2 separate regions of the Mus musculus genome follow, and region 1 is linked to region 2. Evidence: chromatin contacts called from ENCODE Hi-C or POLR2A ChIA-PET data. All regions are on one chromosome and are shown on one strand. The core of a region is the stretch at or near the end of the contact, and the rest is flanking DNA. Distances in the headings are between cores, read along the strand shown. Region 1 holds the start of Asah1 (N-acylsphingosine amidohydrolase 1). Region 2 holds the start of Pcm1 (pericentriolar material 1).

Region 1 (6,568 bases), core at 2,242-4,741, 130 kb before region 2:
ACTTAGGGGTACAGGTGTGTAAAACATCCCCAGTTCCTCTAGACTTAGGGTACAGGTGTGTAAAACATCCCCACTTCCTCTAGACTTTTTAAGAAACATACACTTATATGTGGTAAATTATTCTGTTAAGGCATTTATTTTTCAAACTGAAATATTATCTCCATATTTCTTACTTTCTACTACAAACTGTTGTACTTAATCTTTATTAAATCAAGTCATACTTCTGAGCATGTGCTATATTCATTTAGGGTGGGTAATTGGTTACAATTTTTTAAATCAGTGCTCCACCTGGGGAACATAGGAACTTTCCATAGGCGATTCAGAAGTCTATGGCTTGTCAAGAACTTCGGCTATCCCTATAAACAATTTCAATACTTACACTGACTTTCAAATACTAAACAGCTTATCCAATCCTCAGACTTGATACATCTTTGAAGAGTTTAAATCACCTTTTCTATACACATAATCATTCACAAATACATTTAAATATCATCTCTCTAAATATACCAGTATGCTTAAACCCCTATAAAGTTTCCTATAACCACACATCTTGATTTGACTTTCTGTAGCATTGGGAATTGAGTAGATTTTTAAAAAGGTTAGACACCTGTAATATTAGCAACTTGAAAGGCTGAGTAAATTCTAGTCCAACCTAGTGAGACCTTGCCTCAAAATGTAAGAGAGGGCTAGGATAGAAGTCATTAATGTGAACTTTTGTAGCATTTGCAAAGCCCTATGTTCACTGCACACTCAAAAAAAATAAAATAAAAGCTATGTGTCTGTGTTTGTGTGTGTGTGCGCGCACATATTGCGGTGAGGCAAGACATACATAATATGATATACTATTAAGAAAGTAGATTTAAGTTTTAATTTATCTGAAAAGAAAAGAATCAACGTGTATAGTAGGCTTTGAAAGTTATTTATATGAAGATGGTTTATAAGGTTATCATGCCAATTCATGTGAACTTTCTTTACAAAGCATCTAAGTTTGTTAGATCAACTAACTACAAAATACTATTTCATAAATAAAAGATACGTTTGGTGACATGTTGAAAATGCTCTCAATAGTAACTTAGGTGAATTAATCAATTAGCCATTTGATATGGTAATAGATATGTAAAATTGGGATACTCTACTTCTGATAGACTTACTTTAAGCTTCATAGAAATTCAGCAGGTTCATCATTGACCATATGTATTCAGCATTCTAAATATTCCCAGAGGAAAGGCCCAGTCCTTACAGTGGCTCTTGTCTTTAATCTGCTTTGCTTCCTTTATCTCTGACCTAACTTATTTCTCCCTCATTCCTCAGAGGCTGCCACATGGGCTTTTCTAGTGTAGCTGAACATAGTGTACACTTTAAAAAAAAATAACAATCTTGTCTCTGTCTAATGTCCTTGGTCTTTTGTTACTATTTTGTTTTATCTCCTAAAAATGCTTTCACTTTGAAAGCATTTAAAAGGATATACATTATTTTCTCAGTTTTTGGTTAGCATGAAGAAATGAGCATGAAAGTCTTAAAGTAGCTAAACTTAGTACTATAATTTAAAAAACCGAGTCGTAGCATTTCACTTGCTAAAGATGTGTTAACGTATACATAAAGCATGAAATGTATAGTTATGCAGGACAGCCTAGTGCTTTGATGTGTAATCTGCAAAGTGTAATCTTTCCACCAGAATAAGCATAACTTGAAACATGTATCACTTTATGGTGCAAAGCTTTTGTTCAGTCACAGTCTCCCTAGTCTACCTTTGCACTACAGAGCCCCTGTCTCCCTCCAGGATGCGCATCCTCCTGCGCATCCATCAGACTAATTCTACCACTTACTGTTCAGACCTCCTCTTTTCAATCATGTCTTCCCTGCCTGCATGTTAAAAATTCCAATCCCCTTCCTAGCTTCTACATTCTTCTACTCCTTGCCCGACCTCCCCCCATCCCCCAACATTTACAGCTTTTGCTTGCTATTTTACAGATGAACCTCACATGCCTGGTGTTTGCTATTTCCCATCTAGTAAGTTTCATAAGGGAAGAACTTTGTGCCTTTTTGTTGCTTCCTCAAACTCTGCATCAGAGACCTGATATATTCTGTTTTGTTTTATTTTGGAGATGAAATCTTGCTATCTTGTCTAGGCAGGTTTGAAACGCCAGAGTCAGTGACTGAAGACAGCTTTCTGCCTCAGGTTGCTGTCTAAAACAGTCCTCAGTGTCCCCCTTCAAAAAGTAAGTATTTTCCAATCTTGCTTACCTAAGTAAGATTTCTTTTTTTGTTTGTTTGTTTTTTTTTGTTTTGTTTTGTTGTTGTTGTTGTTGTTTTTTTTTTTTTTTTGAGACAGGGTTTCTCTGTATAGTCTTGGCTGTCCTGGAACTCAATTTGTAGACCAGGCTGGCCTTGAACTCAGAAATCCGCCTGTCTCTGCCTCCCAAGTGCTGAGATTAAAGGCACGCGCCACCACCGCCCGGCCCTCTAAGTGTTTCTTAATCCTGTGTTGTGTATCAACATCTAAACTTCCTCAAAAACAAACAAACAAAAAACAAACAAACAAAAGCCAACTTATTTATCATTTGCCTCCAAATTTAGGTGTTTTTTACACCAAAAAGGAAAAATACTCGGATCCCCAGCACAGGAGTCGGGGGTGAGAATTAAAATAGGATTTTAATGGTCCTGAGTGAGTTTTATAGAAGCATTTTTTTAAAAGCCTCCAAACTTCTTGAGATGCCTGTCGTCGAAGCAGAAAATGTAAATCTAGAGGCATTTTTTTCCTGTTGGATTCTAGATAACTCATCCTATTATGGAGAGCCTTGTCCAAGGTAAAAGCCAAGCAAGTATTTCACTTTTATCTGCTTTTCAAAGTAGACTATGAAGTACCAAGTACCTGTCCTAGGTTTAGGTCCGCTGGACCAACTGGCTTCTCACGAGCTAAAGGAAAACAGGAGTTGAGTAACGCGGCGACAAATACATCGATGAAGGTCCCACCCCTTCAACCTCTCCAACCCCGGACATAACAGCAAGAAACTAAAATCTAAATCCTAGGATTTAGCAGTGCCTTAAGTACCTAGAGTACCCGAGAGATGAAACTTCTGACCCTGACACTTGTCCTCTCTGGTTGTGATCCCTCGGGCAGGATGGATGGATTGAGTGACTCACTTGGAGCCAGCCTTCCCCAGAAGGCAAACTAGGTCTGACGCTATGCTCTGAAACTCTGTCCCTTTGGTGGGCTCAGGAACCGCGACGCCTAGGAGCCAACCTCTCCCGAGTCAGTCGGCGTCCGCCCTCAGAAATCCTCCAGCACCAGCGTCTTGCCCCGGCCCCCGCGCTCCAAACGAGTGAAGGCCAGAGGAAAACTGGAAGTCCCGCCCCGGGGTGCGGCTAAGGCTGGACGAAACCACTGCGTGGCGTGCTGGGGGCGCAGCCCCTCTCGGCCCTGTGCGCGGACTCCGCTCTAGGGACTCGGCCCGGCGCCTCTATCTCTGGCGTGTCCCCTGCCGTGCATGGTGTGGCCCAGGGTCGCTGATCACGCGTTGGGGTGCGGCCTGCTGCTGGTGGAGGTGGTCCCTGCTGCAGCTGCTGCTAGAGTCCCTCGGAGCGGCGCTTGCAGCTGGGAAGATGCGGGGCCAAAGTCTTCTCACCTGGGTCCTAGCCGCGGCAGTCACCTGCGCCCAGGCACAGGATGTGCCGCCGGTGGGTGAGCTCCAGCCGAGGCACAGATGGGGGTGCAGGCGCGGGCTCAGGGGGAGGTGGGCGCAGCTGTGGCGGGGCGGGTGAGGGACACCTGCTCGCGGTCTGTATCTTCCGTGAGGCGTCGGGGGAACTCTGGTTCGGTCCCGCGGAGTATGGGTGCAAATGTGGCTTGTGAACCCCGGGCTAAGTGGCTTTGCTGCTGTATGGACCGAGTACACATTTTAGGGAAGTTCTAACTTTCAAGAACAACTGTGTAGGATTCACGCATTCTCCAATCTTATATTTGAGATTACCAGCTACTGTAGGCGGAACTCTCCAGAGAAAAAGCTAACGATTGACTGGTGGCCGTAGTATTTTCTGCCTGGTTACCTAGTGCTTTTTCCTGAAGAAACCATCGCAGGAAGCTATGGGTCACATGCAGTCTTAGCCCAGATGATGGGAACCCACCCCCACCCCGCCCCCCTAAGAAGGCTGTACTGGCTGTGGCCTTCACGCCCAGGCATGGAATGTCTGTCTGTACCGTGGTGCTGCTCGACCAAGTCACAATGCCACAGACTTTATATATCCGCAAGAGACTGTGAGGAACTAACATGATTCTTGTATTTACTAGAAGAGGAAGTATAGCCCTGGAGTGAAAAATGTAGCCAGAGGTCACATCGTTGTTCCCAGAAACATTTCTAAGTTCAGCCTCTAGGTCAAAGCCCGACAGCGACATTTCATAGATCGATTCTATAAAGGCTATAGAATTGAAGACTGTTTTGTTGCCAGATTTGATAACTAGGAACCTGGATGCACCTTACCTGTGCCAGATGACAAGAATTTTGAAAAGAGGCAAGACATTGGAAATGGGAGCAGCAGGAGTTCTTTTAATTTTATTCCTAGAAGGAGAAATGCTTTTTTGAATTTGAGAGAGAGAGAGAGAGAGAGAAAATTAGCCAGCCACTAGAATAGATACTTAGTAGATAAAAGTAGAATGCACATCAGGGCAGAGGGTGGCACACGCCTTTAAATCCCAGCACTTGGGAGATAGAGGTAGGCGAATGTTCTAGGACAACAATGGACACAGAGAAACCTTGTCTGAAAAACACCACACAACACAAAGTAGAATGCAGAATGGTATACAGAGTAATTTCAGTGACCAAAACCCACATAGTATGTACAAAAGATTGAAGGAAGAGCAAAACGTTTGCTCTAGTGTAGATAAAGAATTGATTTACCAAACTTGGTTGGGATTGTAAGAATTGTTGAAGAATTAAGTATTTTGATAGCTTGTGCCTTTTTGCCCAAAGATTACCAAAGGACACATAATGGTTGAGCAAACTAGGTCTAGTGTTTGATGTGAGGGACTGATATAGACCTTTTCAACCGTGGGTTAAGTAACAACAAATTCTAAACAAAATACTTGGAGAATTTGAGTGTAACCCAGGATTTGTTGTAGAGAGTAGAAGCAGAGCATCCTTTGATTTAGCAAGAGATGCTGTTCTGAGTTACACAGTGTGTAACTCTTTATCAGTGTGTAGACACAATCATGATACAAGCTTGCTTTGTCTCACTTTGTCTCTGCGGTACTTAATTCCTCTTTGTGTCCAAGAGCAGAACACAAGTCCATGGGGTCCTATAGGCCTGTAAGGTGTTAATGTGCAGCTATGAACTCAGAGCAGTTTCATGTCCTTAGAGCTGTTATTTTTGTGTTTGTTTGCTTTTATTCTTTCTTAATACTTTGTTTTTAAATGAAGATATCTTGTTGTTTGTTTCTTTATCTGGTTTTGGTTTTTTTTTGGGAGGGTTGTTTGTTTGGTTTTGGTTTTTGTTTTTGTTTTTTTTCCCCCAGTGCTAGAGTGCTCACCCAGGACCTTACACATACTGGGCAAAAGGTCTTTTTTTTTTTTTTTTCTTTTCTGATTTTTTTTCAAGACAGGGTTTCTCTGTGTAGCCCTGGCTGTCCTAGAACTCACTCTGTAGACTAGGCTGGCCTCAAACTCAGAAATCCGCCTGCCTCTGCCTCCCAAGTGCTGAGATTAAAGGCGTGCAACACCACTGCTTGGCTGGCAAACGGTTCTTATAGTTATATCACTAGCCCAAGCAAAATATTTCATTGTTTTCAAAATATGAAAAATTAATAACCCTTCAATTGATTTAATGATTTTTTACTCGGAACAGTGGATATCAAAATCTAGTCGGTCTACTGATAATCTGATTGGAAAAGTGTTTGCACAGGTCTTAACTGAAATGAGAAAAAAATAAGAGTTAAACAAAAATAGTAACTTTCCTTATATTTTGGTTTTATGGCCATTTTATTGTTATTGAGCTTTTCTCTCATTAAAATGACAAAGTCAGGTGTTACATGGAGAGGATTTATTTTGTTTTAAAATCTTCACTTACAAAATAAAAATTGGGACCCTTTTTGAGTGGAGGCACTGTTAAAATTTTCACTCTCTTGAAGATATTGGGACCCAGTTTTCTTTTTTTTTTTTTTTTTTTTTTCGAGACAGGGTTTCTCTGTGCAGCCCTGGCTGTCCTGGACCTCACTTTGTAGACCAGGCTGGCCTCGAACTCAGAAATCCGCCTGCCTCTGCCTCCCGAGTGCTGGGATTAAAGGCTTGTGCCACCACACCCGGCATGGGACCCAGTTTTCAAAAGGCCCTTTAAGAGCTGCCTGGAAGCCTGGGGACCTTGTTTTCTGACAGAATGGAAGACAGTTATTTTGGGGGGTTTTGTTGACTTGTTTGTTTGATTGTTTTTTGGTTTTTTTTTTTTAGTTTGAATCATTATATGAATAATAAACTAAACTTTTTATTGTAGTGTAGCCTGTGGTAACCAAATATATTTCAAAATGACCTTTGATAGGTGTGGATAAGGACAAGCTTCAAATGACAAATGAGTTATTTCG
Region 2 (6,209 bases), core at 146-2,645:
TTGTTACTCTCTTATTTTTTAAAAAAGCTTTAGGCATGAGAATTCTTTTTTTTTTTTTAACTACATTTACCGAGGTGTACCTTCAAGTGCGAAATTCGGTATTAACGACGCCAGCCAGTGGCCCTGACCAGGAAGGTGATAGGGAAAAGGCAGAAGCAGGTGCACAAAAAGCTCTTGAACACCGGCTCTAGTAACCAGAGAACACCGAAGGCGGGGTCTGGAAAGCGGTTATGGGGCGGGGGTAGGAGGCGGTAGGGGCACCCAGAAAGCCCGCTTCTTCTAAGCGCCAAAGCACGATCTGTCACCCGTAGTTCCCACACCAATCCTAATACCGCCATGAAAGAAAGGGGAGGAAAAAAACGTTTTGTGTTTTGTTTTGGGTTTGGACCAGGCTAGCGCGAGAGGAAAAGTTGGTTCACGCAGACGCCCCCACAGGGGGGCCGAACACCTAATCCTTAACAGCAGTCTCTGCAAAGCAAGCCAGGCTGCCAGAATCCCACTGGACATCTCGCTTCCCTCCCACCCACCCATCCCCAGTCTCCCCCTCGCCCCCCCACCACCCATTCTAGATGTAAAGAAACTGGATCTTCCCGAAGGGGTGAAGAAGGGGCAGTGGGAGGAGCGCGGAGAAGGATTATTAAATTAACATTTTCTTAGCGAAAAGAACCTACTAGCAGGAGTCAGGAACGCCTCCAGGGGCCTTCCTGCTCCAAGAATAAAAGGGACCGCAGAAAACTCCCGGGCCACAGACTCTCTGCACCCAGGAGGATCCGGGCCGCCCGGGACCCCTCCCAGGATGGAATTCGGCGGGTGGGCTGGGAGGGATGGCGGTCCCCGGGGCCTCGGGCCGCCAAGGCCAGTTTCTTTCGGAACTCATCACCCCGAACTACAAGGCAACCTTCCCCTCCACCCTGGAGGGGGGTGAAATCTCCAGCACCGGGCGAGCGGTCCTCACATGGGACGCCCCAAGATCGTGGAGGCGCCAGCCAGCGTCGTCCCAGACGCTCGCCAGAGCTAGCGTGTCAGTCGGCGCCGAGAGGAGCCGATGACAGCCTGGGGGTGGGGAAGGATCGCGCAGCCATGGGACCTCAGAGTTAAAACGGGCAGGCGTGGCCCCAGGCCGCTTCCAGCGCCGCGCCCGCCTCGAACCACCCTGTGCTCCGGCCCGCGGTGGCCCAGGGCCGCGTTACCTGGAAACGAAGCCGCCCCTCCTGCCAAGGGCCGAGTGGCGGTCGGCCGCCCCTCCAGGAGCCGCCGCCGGCAGCGGTTCTTCCTCCAAGACCGCGGAAGGGAGGCCCACAAATCCCCCTCGACTGCCCAAAGCCCCAATGGCCGCCTTCTCTACATTAGCTAACTAGGCGCCAACCGCCGCAGCCACCGCCATCTTAGGACCTCATTGTGGTGGGAGAAGAGTGGGGGGCGGGGGAACTGCAGAGGGGGGGGGGGGCGCAACGCTCCGCGAGACGAGCGCGGTCTCCTCGGCAACGGCTGCGCGGGGGCGAGAACTCGCCGGGGCTGGAGCCGCAGTGCGAACTCCGGGCGTGCGGTGACCTGAGTCACGTGACGCTCGGGCCTTCCGTGGAGTCACGTACCGCCCCTCTAGTCAGGAAAAGATTTGTGCAGACGAACAACCTGGGAACTACACATCCCAGAATGCCCACTCAACTGGGTAGCCAAAAGAAACGGAACTACAAATCCCAGTGTGCTGTGCGCCTGCCAGATGGCTCCGCTGTGTTTTTTAAGGCTTGAGGCCTGTGGGGTTTATAAGTGCTTTAGCTCACTGCAAGTCTCCGGGCGCTTTCTAATTTTCTGTGGAGGCATGAGCTTCCAGATGGAGACCGGAAGACTGGGAACCCTTGTAGTGCATTCCTACCCACTTTCCTATCACGAAGGATACTGATGAGCCTTTACAATCTAACCCCTAATTTTAGCAAGGATATTAAATCAGTATGTCATGTGTGCTTAGTCGGTGGAAGAATCATAAATAAGATTGTCAGTGGTCATTGCCACTTGGAACGCTGTCCCGCTACTTTGTTGGTAGAAAGAAGTAGTTGTAAACAGAGTTTAATCTTGTGAAATTTTCGCTGAACGGATAGTCTTTGAAATCCTGTTTAATTTATATTCTTGCTAACGGCTGTGTTAAGGTTAATAAATGGATAAATAGTGTCATAAAAACAGCACAAAACAAAACTTTTTTTTTTTAAGTTGCAAGGCTTTCAATATGCCAGGCTCCGAAGTTAAGACTACCTGTCGATTTTAGTTGCATGCATACACATTCTGTTTTTAGACAGCTTCTAAATGTCTAAAATAGGATTTTTTTAAATGTAAAATAATGTAATTGAGAAAGAATAGGTTTCTGTTTTTCCACAATAAATTGCTCCACACAATTACCAACAAATTGTTTACAAAACAAAATACTACAACTCTCTCAGAGCACCACGGTTCCTATCAACTAAACTCTTCCTGCCCAGGGCAATTTACTACTGTGTCCATAGCCTTCTGTATTCGTTTTTATCCTGTTTCTGAGGCAACGTCTCTTGTATCTCAGGCTGGCCTCAAATCTCTGACTTCAGATCCTTCTGCTTGTGGAATGCTGAAGTGTAGCATTCCACCTCAATGTAGCTTGTATACATAAAAACATACGATACCTTAAGGAAATGAATCAGTACACTGCTGGAAATCAAACCCAGGGTTTCATGCATGCTAGGCAAACATTCTGTCAACTGAGCTACACACCCAGCCGGGTAGTGGATATTGAACCTAGGGCTTTTCGACATGACATGCTAGGCAAGTACTCTACTACTGACCTATAATCTTTAGGCCTCTATTTTTCATTTGGATCTGAGTCTCACTAAGTTGCCTACACAGATCTCTCTCTCTCTCTCTCTCTCTCCCTCTCTCTCTCTCTCTCTCTCTCGTGTGTGTGTGTGTGTGTGTGTGACTAAGTTGCTTACACAGAACTCTCTGTGTCTCTCTGTCTGTGTGTGTGTGTGTGTGTGTGTGTGTGTGTGTGTGTGTGTGTCTCTGTGTGTGTGTGTGTGTGTGTGTGTGTTTTAAGAGGATATGATTCTCTTTCATTTTGGGAGAAGTGCAGGGTGAATCTTGGAGAACCTATGAAAAAGAGTTGAGGTATGTGAATATGATCAAAATACGTGACATGAAAATTGCAAAGAATAAAAATACTGCATATTTTTAAATAACTTTCCTCAAGCATCACTGGTCTTTTAGGGAAATATGGGGAGTGGGGGAAGCCTGAGATGCTGTAAAATTATCCTGACTTCCAAAAATGTAGCTTGTATATATAAAGACATACAATACCTTAGGAAATGAATCAGTTTGGTATTAATAATACCTGATTATGACAAAATAAATGATATGGGCAGAAAGCACTTTAGTAGTTGGGACAGGGGGAGTAGGGCTATATTATCTCAAAAATAATAGTAGCTCTAGGACTTCTATGGAAGATGAAATATGGTACAGCCATCTGTAAAAATGTGGGAAACAAAGAGGTTGGGTATTAAAATACATATGGGAACTGATTTTCAATATTTGGCATTTAGGAGACATATTGAACATATTTGTTGAAATACTCAGGAGTATGAATGGCAGGCTGATTGGAAGGAGATGGGTTATGCCAGGAATACATAGTACATTCCGAATTAGCACTGGCCAGCACAGAAACCAGGCTGGTGGAAGTAGAGATTCATGTGGGGTGAGGCACAGAGGAGGCTGAACAAGGTAAGACTGAGCAACAGGTTGGGTCCAAAGTATAGAAAGTCTTATTACCAATCTGAACAGATTGGACTTTGTTCTCCAGGGAATGTGTGAAAAACTTACGGGTTCTTGAGAAAGTCGGTTGGATGGTGTTTTGCTACCTCTTTTCTACCACCTCTTGTGGGTGGTGGGCTACAAGAACAGTTAAAGAATTTAAGAACCATCATTAAAAATAGGATTAAATTAAAGCTACACAAAGAGACTTTAGGAGAAGTATTGTTGTTTGGTTGGGTTTTTTGGCAGTTCTGGAGAGAAAACTAGTGCATTCCACATCCTAGGCCTGTGCAATGCGACGATGTGCAAGTCCCCAGCTCTTATTTTTCTTATTTTTTTTTTTTTACTTTATATTTTTTCTTTTTTTTATTACGTATTTTCCTCAATTACATTTCCAATGCTATCCCAAAAGTCCCCCACACACCCCCCCCACTCCCTTACCCACCCATTCCCATTTTTTGGCCCTGGGGTTCCCCTGTACTGGGGCATATAAAGTTTGCCTGACCAATGGGCCTCTCTTTCCAGCGATGGCCGACTAGGCCATCTTTTGATACATATGCAGCTAGAGTCAAGAGCTCTGGGGTACTGGTTAGTTCATAATATTGTTCCACCGATAGGGTTGCAGATCCCTTTAGCTCCTTGGATACTTTCTCTAGCTCCTCCATTGGGGGCCCTGTGATCCATCCAATAGCTGACTGTGAGCATCCACTTCTGTGTTTGCTAGGCTCCGGCCTAGTCTCACAAGAGACAGCTATATCATGGTCCTTGCAACAAAGGCTTGCTAGTGTATGAAATGGTGTCATCGTTTGGAGCTCTTATTTTTCTTTCCCTTTCCCATTCTTTCTTCTTTGTCAGGCTGGCCTCAAACTTACAATCGTCCTGTCCCTACCCTTTGTGTGTCAGGGGATTATGGGCATTGTCTTCTAGACTGAACATGAAATAGTTGAGAGTTTAACCTGGTGACCATGTTTAGCACAAACCAGGCAGAGGAGAAAAGGGAGTAATGGCAAGAAAAGGTGGTACCTAGTTTGGCGTTAGGGAGTAACTAAATGTATACAATTCAGTTTACTCGGGTTTCCATTAACATTAATCACAAGTTAGTCATCATGATGGGTAAAATACTACTTGTTAGGCTCCTGGCAGCAAGCATAACACAGTATTATTAATACTGCTAGGGATAGGTGCTTGCCCATGGGATGGGTCTCAAGTTGGGCCAGTTTTGGTTGGCCACTCCCTCAGTCTCTGCTCCCTCCCCCGTGCCTACATTACTTGTAGACAGGATAAATACTGGGTTCAAAGTTTTGTGGGTGGGTTGGAGTCTCTATCACTCCACTGGGGTTCCTGCCTGGCTACAGGAGGTAGCCTATTCAGGGTTCATATCCCCAATGTTGTGAGTCACAGCTAAGGTCACCTCCATCGATTCTTGGGCCGTTCCTTATCCCAGGTCTCTGTCTCTTCCTGGAAATTCCCCCCACCTCCTCACCCCAGTTGCAGATTTCCATTCGCTCTTATGACCATATGGCCATCTCTCCTGTTCCTCCCCACACCTGATTCTAAGTATCCCCTATTCCCTTCCCCCATTGTAGGAGGGTGGTGACCAGAAGGGGGCAGTAAGCAAGATGTAAAGTGAATAAGTAAAAAATAGAATTAAATTAAAAAAAAAAAAAAACTACTTGTTTCTGTTTCTTGATATGTAGTTGGGCACTGGTTATGTGGTACTTACAATATAACATTTTGTGTTTATATTGTTTGTATTTTAAAATATCTTTTGCATGTTTACTAATAACAGATTATATCTATAACTGAAAATTTGTACTTCTGTACATATTCTCAATTCCTTGTAAATTGCATTTATTTTGGTGCTCCTTAATTTATTTTTGGTTTTGTCTGAAAAGAAACAACAATTTTCTGCAATAGCAAGATTAACCTGCAGATGGTGATAGAATGTAAGGGAAATAGCTTCAGAATCCAATAGCCCATTACAATGGAAGCTTATTGTCATATTACTTGATTTTTTTTTTTTGGTACAGCACAAAAAAAATATATAAAATATATGTGGTAAGCTAAAATAATAAAATCCCTTAAGGATTCATTAAATAACCCAAATCATTGATTTGCTGTGTTTATGAACTCCCCATTCTTTACTACAAAATCACTTCTCTTTTCTTTTTCTTTTTTTTTTAACACTTTATTTATATGAGCACACTATAGCTGTTTTCCAGACACACCAGAAGAGGGCATCAGATCCCTTTACAGATGACTGAACTCAGGACCTTTGGAAGAACAGACAGTGCTCTTAACCACTGAGCCATCTCTCCAGCCCTCACTTCTCTTTTCAATCATAAATACTATCCTGAATTGGCTATTATCATTTTCACTGTTCATATATAATTTTGCATGTTCGTGAACAAATATTATTTTATTCTTTATTTTCAAATTTG

The links. Hi-C counts contacts between places; a loop is a spot of excess contacts on that map. ChIA-PET counts read pairs that join two places held with the same protein, here RNA polymerase II (POLR2A).
Region 1: a loop to region 2 is called in a map of left cerebral cortex, with 11 times the contacts of the local background. The contact joins the promoter of Asah1 here to the promoter of Pcm1 in region 2. A Hi-C loop is called at or near these places in 1 of 37 maps with a recorded cell type or tissue (left cerebral cortex). POLR2A ChIA-PET finds 5 or more read pairs at or near these places in 1 of 5 experiments (embryonic stem cell).

What each region holds. Positions count from the first base shown.
Region 1 is chr8:41,371,620-41,378,187 of GRCm38, reverse strand. Asah1 (N-acylsphingosine amidohydrolase 1) reads left to right here and starts at 3,491. Exons shown (of 14, transcript NM_019734.3): 1 at 3,491-3,678. The coding sequence starts at 3,604.
Region 2 is chr8:41,234,945-41,241,153 of GRCm38, reverse strand. It overlaps Pcm1 (pericentriolar material 1), which reads right to left and starts at 1,395. Exons shown (of 38, transcript NM_023662.3): 1 at 1,191-1,395.